Linked DNA regions of Homo sapiens: region 1 is linked to region 2. A link is an interaction called in ENCODE POLR2A ChIA-PET data of the cell type or tissue named here. Cell type or tissue: GM12878. All regions are shown on one strand. Each heading gives the region's core, and the rest is flanking DNA. Links, peaks and the distances in the headings are about the cores only.

Region 1 (4,391 bases), core at 280-4,279, 67 kb after region 2:
ATTACCTGAGGTCAGGAGTTTGAGACCACCCTGACCAACATGGTGAAACCCCATCTCTACTAAAAATACAAAAATTAGTCTGGCATGGTGGCACACGCCTGTAGCCCCAGCTACTCGGGAAGCTGAGGAGGAGAATTGCTTGGACCCAGGAGATGGAGGCTGCAGTGAGCCAAGATTGTACCACTGCACTCCAGCTTGGGTAACAGAGACTCTGTCTCAAAAAAAAAAAAAAAAAAAGCTTTGCTTTTATGAAGATCATTCTTTTTGTTTTTGTTGTTTGCCTCCCAAAGTGCTGGGATTACAGGCGACCGCCTGGCCGATCATTCTTAAAAGCTCTAAGGTTATCATTGTCCTAATACTTTCACTTACTATCTTTAAGGAAGTGACTTTTCCTACAATTTGCTTTTCCTTTAATGAGTCCTCAATAAAAATTTTTCCTGACACAAAAGGTGAAAAAAGGAGAATCAACGCAGAGTATTAATTAGGACCTAAATCCTTCAATCCAGGAAGAAATAATCCTTATTTTAGCAAATCTATGACATTGAAACTGGTATTTAAAAAAAAATTTACCAAAAGATTTCAATGAAATGGTCTCTCACAACTAGGTTATAAGTACCACTTGGCTGATGGCAATTACAAGACTTCATGGATTCCAAGAATTTTTTTTTTTTTTTTTTTTGAGACAGAGCTTCACTCTGTTGCCCAGGCTGGAGTACACTGGCATGATCTAGGCTCACTGCAGCCTCCACCTCTTGGGTTCAAGCAATTCTCCTGCCTCAGCCTCCCAAGTAGCTGGGACTGCAGGTGCGGACCATCACACCCGCTAATTTTTTTTTTTTTTTTGAGACAGAGCCTCGCTCTCTCGCCCAGGCTAGAGAGCAGTGCCTCGATATCAGTTCACTGCAAGCTCCGCCTCCCGGGTTCACGCCATTCTCCTGCCTCAGCCTCCCAAGTAGCTGGGACTACATGTGCCTACCACCATGCCTGGCTAATTTTTTTGTATTTTTTTAGTAGAGATGGGGTTTCACCACGTTAGCCAGGATGATCTCCATCTCCTGACCTCGTGATCCGCCCGCCTCGGCCTCCCAAAGTGCTAGGATTACAGGCATGAGCTACCGCGCCCGGCCCACACCAGCTAATTTGTGTATTTTTAGTGGAGACCGGGTTTCACCATGTTGGCCAGGCTGGTCTTGAACTCCTGACATCAGGTGATCCACCCGCCTCGGCCTCCCAAAGTCCTGGGATTACAGGAATGAGCCACCACACCTGGCCATCTAAGAAATTTCTTAATCAAAAAGAAGTTAAAAGGTAGAAAAATATGCATCTTGTAATCAACTAAACAGGATAAAAGCATATTCTATGAAAAACTAAGGCATCATATTTGGTTTGAAAAATGTTCTGAGAAACAACAAAAAGTGAAACTTCATTTAGTTTCCAAAACCCTTAGACCTTAACTGTGTTTCCATTTATAACGTTACCTTAGTTCACCCAGTACTCAAGACAACTTCATCTTCCAGAAAGAGACAGCTAAATGCCCTAAGAGGTAGTTTCAAAGTTAACTGAGAGAAATGGGGGAATAAAAGAGCATTCGTTTTATAATTTTAAAGGAGCTGTTTAAAATTGTCTTTAAGTTGCCTATCCAAATACCTTACAAGAGGATTCTTAGCTCATCGGCAGTAAACCCTCTGAAAAAGATACATAAAATTAGTTTACGTGTACCCATTTTCTCTGAGAAAATTCTTCAATTTCTCAAAAGAATCCCTGTCTCAAAAAGGCAAACAATCATTTTCCTAAAAAAATTTTTTCAGCCAGGCGCGGTGGCTCATGCCTGTAATCCCAGCACTTTGGGAGGCCAAGGCGGGTAGATCATCTGAGGTCAGGAGTTTGAGACCAGCCTGGACAACATGGTGAAACCCCGTTTCCACTAAAAATACAAAAATTAACCGGGCGTGCTGGCACGCACCTGTAATCCCAGCTACTTGGGAGGCTAAGGCAGGAGAACTGCTTGAACCCGGGAGGCAGAGGTTGCAGTGAGCCAAGATCGCGCCACTGCACTTCAGCCTGCGCAACAGAGCAAGACTCCATCTAGGAAAAAAAAAAATTTTTTTTCAACTATATTTTACCAATTAAAGAGTCATAAAATAGGCTGGGTGCAATGGTTCAGACCTATAATCGCAGTGCTTTGGGAGGCTGAGGCGGGAGGATTACTTGAGCCCAGGAGTTCAAGACAAGCCTGGACAACATAGCGAGACTCTGTCTCTAAAATAATAATAATAGGCTGGGCACACTGGCTCACATCTGTAATCCCAGCACTTTGGGAGGCCAAGGTGGGCAGATCACTTGAGGCCAGGAGTTCAAGACCAGCCTGGCCAACATGGCAAAACCCCATCTCTACTAAAAATTACAAAAATTAGCCAGGCATGGTGGTGCACGCCTGTAATCCCAGCTACTTGGGAGGCTGAGGCACGAGAACTGCTTGAACACAGGAGGTAAAGGTTGCAGTGAGCCGAAATCACACCACTGCAGTCCAGCCTGAGCAACAGAGCGAGACTCAGCTAAAAAAAAAAAAAAAAAATTAATAAGAAGAAGAAAAAGAAAAAAAAGAAATAAAATATCTAAATGACATTGCCAGATCTAGGCTAAGTCTGGTTTGTTTTTTTAGGGGGAAGAGGGAAGGCAGAAAATAGATTCATTCATTGCAAAACAAATGAAGCATAGGAAATAATGCATATTCTCTTATTAAAAAAAAAATTATTTGGCTGGGTGTGGTAGCTCACATCTGTAACACCAGCACTTTGGGAGGCCAAGGTGGGAGGATTGTTTGAAGCCAGGAGTTCGAGACCAGCCTGGCCTATGAGACCCTTTCTGCATAAACAATTTTTTTTTTAAATTAAAACGAGTGTGGTATGCACCTGCAGTCCCAGCTACTCAGGAGGGTGAGGCAAGAGGATCCCTTGAGCCCAAGTGTTTCAGGCTGCAGTGAGCTATGATCACACCACTGCACTCCAGCCTGGGCAACAAAGTGAGACCCTATCTCTTAAAAAAAAAAAAAAAAGGTTTTGAAGAGTTTCTTTAATGTAAGTCAGTGTAGGCCAGGTGTGGTGGCTCAGGCCTGTAATCCCAGCACTTTGGGAGGCTGAGGTGAGCGGGATCACCTGAGGTCAGGAGTTTGAGACCAGCCTAACCAACATGGAGAAACCTCGTCTCTACCAAAAATACAGAATTAGCTGGGCATGGTGGCGCATGCCTGTAATCCCAGCTACTCAGGAGGCTGAGGCAGAAGAATCGCTTGAACCCAGGAGGCGGAGGTTGCAGTGAGCCGAGATCGCTCCACTGCACTCCAGCCTGGGCAATAAGAGCAAAACTCAGTCTCAAAAAAAAAAAATATATATATATATATGTCAGTGTTGAGTCTAATAAAGATGTTCCTAATAAGGAAAACTTTAAGTATACAACAAATACTTTCTAAATTATCAGACTGGAGTTTTCTAAAAATGGAACACATCTATATTTCATTACCTCAATCAAATTATTTAATAAAATCAAAACTATAAAAGGTTGGCCAGGAGTGGTGGCTCAGGCCTCTAATTAGGATTACATTTTGGGAGGCTGAGATGGGCAGATCACTTAAGGTCAGGGGTTCAAGACCAGCCTGGCCAACATGGTGAAACCCTGTCTCTACTAAAAATACAAAAAGAATTAGCCAGGTTTCATGGCGCACGCCGGTAATCCCAGCTACTCGGGAGGCTGAGGCAAGAGAATCGCTTGAACCCAGGAGGCAGAGGTTGCAGTGAGCTGAGATCGTGCCACTGCACTCCAGCCTGGCAAAAGAGTGAGACTCCATCTCAAAAAAAAAAAAAATTTTTTTTTGTTATGCATATCATAAAAGAGGCACTCTTTCTGGCTCTAGACTCACTGCTATAATGCTTTAGATAAATAATGCAAAAGTTCCAAGGAGGTTCAGTACTAAAGCACCCACACTAAGCTACAATCCTTAGCAGGAGTTATTTGAAAAGATAGTTCCAGCCGGGCATGGTGGCTGACGCCTGTAAAACCAGCACTTTGGGTGGCTGAGAAAGGAGGATCCTTTGAACCCAGGAGTTTGAGACCAGCCTGGACAAAATAGTGAGACCCTACCTCACTTAACAATACTGAAGAAAAAAAAATTAGCCGGGCGTAGTCATGCCTGTAGTCCCAGCTACTCAGGGGGCTGAGGTGGGAGGACTGCTTGAGCCTAGGATGTGGAAGCTGCAGTGAGCCATGATCACACCACTGTACCCCAAACTAAGTGACAGAGAAAGACCCTGAAAAAGTTCCTTTCAAAAGAAAGGGGGTGAACTTGTTAAAAGTCTTCATTAGCTACTGACTTGATCCACAATTTATTTTTCTAG
Region 2 (4,391 bases), core at 264-4,263:
TGGTTAATTTTATGTATGTGAATTTCATCTCAATAAATTCTTTTTTTTTTAATAAGGAAGTTATTGGACTCTAGAATGGGGATTCTAAAAGATAAAATGAAGAATTATCTAGCCTACACCCCATCCAAATCCAATTAAATAAAAATTTCCAGGATTCTTTTTAATAACTTCTCCACATGATTCTGATATATGGCCAAATTTGGGCATGTCAATACTTAGGAAACCTTTTCCCTATATCTTAAAATGTTAAGAGAAAATGGATAAGATCTGTAAATCCAAGAATTACATAAATATGCATAAAATCCTGCTTGTGACAAGTTATTTACAAACCAGAGCTCAGCTCTGAAAAGTACAAATTTAGTGGCCTAAATACTAATATATTCTAAATGATGCCTAATGTACCATATAGATAAACCTATAAATGTATAACCCCATAGAGGAACTTATAAAAAGCTCCATACTGTGTTCTACAACACACTATTAATAAAATAATCAGCAATTTTTTTCTCTGAACTTTCCCCTCAATTTTGTAATGAACCCAAAACTGCTCTAAAAATTAATGTCTATTATAAAAAATGTTTAGGTACTAATGAACAGTGAAATTCTATGTGTTGCCTTATCTGTGAAGTCTGTAGTAAAGAAAGTGTTATATGAACTCTCATTGTAATACAGTTTGTGAAAAATATGGTGCTCATTAGTTGTCTACTTTTTAACAATATGACCAGAATGTAACCAGTAACATATATATTAAGGCTCACTAAACACAGTGCAAAACAGAAAGGAAATAGATTGTGCAGTACCATCACTGATGACAAATTCGCAAAGCAGAAAGGAAATAGATTGTGCAGCACAATCACTGATGACAAATTCCTATCAAATTTCCTTAGTTTTCCTAGTTCTCCATTGATACTAATGAATTTCACAAATATGGTAATGATGAAAATATAAATATATATATGCACACACACATACATATACACAGTTCACTGCAGCCTCGACCTTCTAGGCTCAAGTGACCCTCCCACCTCAGCCTTCCAAGTAGCTGGGACTACAGGCATGTGCCACTACGCCTGGTGAACTTGCCTCAGCCTCCCAAAGTGCTGGGATTATAGGCATAAGCCACTGTGCCCAGCCAACAACAACAGAAAGTTTTGCAGCTTTAACTCAAGGAGAAGACAATTTTAAAATAAATCCACTCATGTAACACAACAGTTATTTACAACTTTTGGGGGCTGCAGTAATATATCTATACATTTATTTAATAAACTGTGACCAAAGCGCTTGTCTTTTGATTTATTTATTTATTTATTTTTTGAGACAGGAGTCTCACTCTGTTGCCCAGGCTGGAGTGCAGTGGTGCAATCTTGGCTCACTGCAACCTCTGCCTCCTGGGTTCAAGCGATTCTCATGCCTCAGCCTCCCAAGCAACTGGGATTACAGGTGTGTGCCACCATGCCCAGCTAATTTTTTCTATTTTTAGTAGAGGTGGGATTTCACTGAGTTGGCCAGGCTAGTCCTGAACTCCTGGCCTCAAGTGGTCCGCCTACCTCGGCCTCCCAAAGTGTTAGGATTACAGGCGTAAGCCACCACACCTGACCACACCTGTCTTTTTAAAAACATAAGAGCTGGGTGTGGTGGCTCACTCCTGTAATCCCAGCACTTTGGGAGGCCGAGGCAGGTGGATCACGAAGTCAGAAGTTCGAGACCAGCCTGGCCAAGATGTAAAACGGCGTCTCTACTAAAAATACAAAAATTAGCCGGGCAGGCACCTGTAATCCCAGCTACTCAGAAGGCTGAGGCAGGAGAATAGCTTGAACCCGGGAGGCGGAGGTTGCAGTGAGCCAAGATTGCACCATTGCACTCTAGCCTGGGTGACAGAGCAAGACTCCATCTCAAAAAAAAAAAACAAAAAAACACAACAACAACAAAAAACATGACATAAGAAACTATTTTTGGCCAGATGGGGTCTCTAGATCTCTATTACCACAAATACCAACACTGGTCCTCAAAAATTTCAATTCTGATACTATTTCCATACTGCTATGAAGGTTAATAGTCACGTGAGAAGAGTTTCTTATGATTCCTTTGACAACATCAAATTTAATTCCTAAATATGATTTGTCACTTCTTCCCCCAACCACCCCGTCCCTGCAAGACAGAGTCTTGCTCTGTCGCCCAGGCTGGAGTACAGTGGCATGATCTCAGCTCACTGCAACCTCTGCCTCCTGGGTTCAAGCAATTCTCTTGCCTCAGCCTCCTGAGTAGCTGGGATTACAGGCACCTGCCACTGCGCCTGGCTAATTTTTGTATTTTTAGTGGAGACGGAGTTCCACCATGTTGGCCAGGCTGGTCTCAAACTCCTGACCTCATGTTCTGCCTGCCTTGGCCTCCCAAAGTGCTGGGACTACAGGCGTGAGCCACCGAGCCCGGCCTTAGCTCGATCTCAGCTCACTGCAACCTCTGCCTCCCGGGTTCAAGCCGATTCTCCTGCCTTATCCTGCTGAGTAGCTGGGATTACAGGCGCGTGCCACCACACCCAGCTGATGTTTGTATTTTTAGTAAAGACGGGGTTTCACCATGTTGACCAGGCTGGTCTTGAACTCCTCAACTCAGCCTTCCAAAGTGCTGGGATTATAGGGTGAGCCACTGCGCCCGGCCTATCACTTCTTTAAAAACAAAACATTTGTGTGTGAAAAATATCTACACATTTATGGGATATGCATGCATTTTATTGTAGAAAAATTCATTATGAATATGGAAAAAATTTTATATCATGATCTAATGGTATCTCTTGAAAGAACTAAATAGCCTATGTACTGAAAAAAAAGTGGAAAGGGGAGTGTAATTACCTACCTACACTTCTTTCCTGTAGAGCTTTGACTCCTTTATCCTATTTTTCTGTTTCTTTTTTGAGAGGTGTTTGGGAATTAGATAACTGAGATGGAAATAGTATGTATATGGCTTTAAGAGCAATTAACTCTCTGCTGGGTGCGGTGGCTCACGCCTGTAACCCCAGCACTTTGGGAGGCCGAGGTGGGAGGATCACAATCAGGAGTTAGAGACCAGCCTGACCAATATGGTGAAACACTGTCTCTACTAAAAATACAAAACTTAGCTGGGTGTGGTGGTGCACACCTGTAGTCCCAGCTACTCAGGAGGCTGGGGCAAAAGAATCCTTGAAGGGAGGCAGAAGTTGCAGTGAGCTGAAATCATGCCACCACACTCCAGCCTGGGTGACAGAACGAGACTCCATCTCAAAAACACAAAAGTAATTAGCTCTCAATTGCAAGACAAAAGTTTGCTCCTTCTCACTTCTCTCTTGCTATCTAAAATCTATATATACACCACGTAACTGTAAAGGCAAAAACCTTTAATTATTAGACAGGGACATTGTTATGGTCTGAATTTTGGTGTCACCCATGAATGGGATTAGCACCCTTATGAAAGAGGCAAGAGAGGGCCGGGTGCGGTGGCTCACGCCTGTAATCCCAGCACCTTGGGAGGCCAAGGTGGGCAGATCATGAGGCCAGGCAATCGAGACCATCCTGGCTAACACGGTGAAACCCTGTCTCTACTAAAAATAAAAAAAAAGAAAGAGGCAAGAGAGAACTGCCTTGCCTCTTCTCCCATAAAGATGCAACAAAACAGGCTTGAAAAACAAGCCCTCAACAGACCAAATGTGCTGGTGGCTTGGTCTTGGAATTCCCAGCCTCCAGAATTGTGAGCAATAAATTTCTGTTGTTAATATATTATCCAGTCTAAGCAAATGTACTAAGACAGACACCAAAATACTGCTGTGCGTACTGAACTCAGTTTGAACTTAGGAAACAATGAATTATTTCTACAGACTCTTTCCTACAAAAGGAAGATAATGTTGTTACACAGAACAGTGTAGTCACTATTGTTTATTTATATTATGTCAAATATTAAACAATATTTAGAAAGCTTATTTCTAAAAAGAAAACTATATATCATTTCAGTACCAGTCTGTTCTGTCTGAAAAAGAAAAATTAAGATATCTTACATAAGAAACAGACTGTGGAAAATGACACAGCTGCCCCAATGTGCTCATTTATACAGAATGAACTCCAAATTCAAGACCCTAGAGCGAGTTCTCCATTTCTTGCCTAAAAGCAATTTAAAGGTGGCCGGGCATGGTGGCTTACCCTGTAATCCCAGCACTTTGGGAGGCCAAGGCAGGTGGATTACTTGGGGTCAGAAGTTCGAGGCCACTCTGGCCGACATGGTGAAACACTGTCTCTGCTAAAAATACAAAAATTAGCCAGGTGTGGTCGTGCACACCTGTAGTCCCAGCTACCCAAGAAGCTGAGACAGGAGAATCGCTTGAACCCAGGAGGTGGAGGTTCAGTTAGCTGAAATCGCACCACTGC

What was found. ChIA-PET counts read pairs that join two places held together with the same protein. Peaks named below come from ENCODE experiments on the same cell type or tissue, not always from the same donor. Only the 100,000 strongest peaks of a DNase experiment are listed, where the experiment ranks them.
Region 1: POLR2A ChIA-PET joins it to region 2 with 5 read pairs; 14 of 35 experiments call an interaction of 5 or more read pairs at or near these places.

What each region holds. Positions count from the first base shown.
Region 1 is chr9:33,821,091-33,825,481 of GRCh38, reverse strand. All of the region lies in intron 1 of UBE2R2 (ubiquitin conjugating enzyme E2 R2), which reads right to left. Among named protein-coding and RNA genes, the nearest start is that of UBE2R2-AS1, 4.4 kb to the right of the region's middle. In GM12878, for the core only: no CTCF peak of the experiment used is centred there; no DNase peak of the experiment used is centred there; H3K4me3 peaks cover 1,466 bases; H3K27ac peaks cover 338 bases.
Region 2 is chr9:33,888,571-33,892,961 of GRCh38, reverse strand. The region is part of intron 2 of UBE2R2 (ubiquitin conjugating enzyme E2 R2); the gene reads right to left. Among named protein-coding and RNA genes, the nearest start is that of SNORD121B, 44 kb to the left of the region's middle. In GM12878, for the core only: no CTCF peak of the experiment used is centred there; no DNase peak of the experiment used is centred there.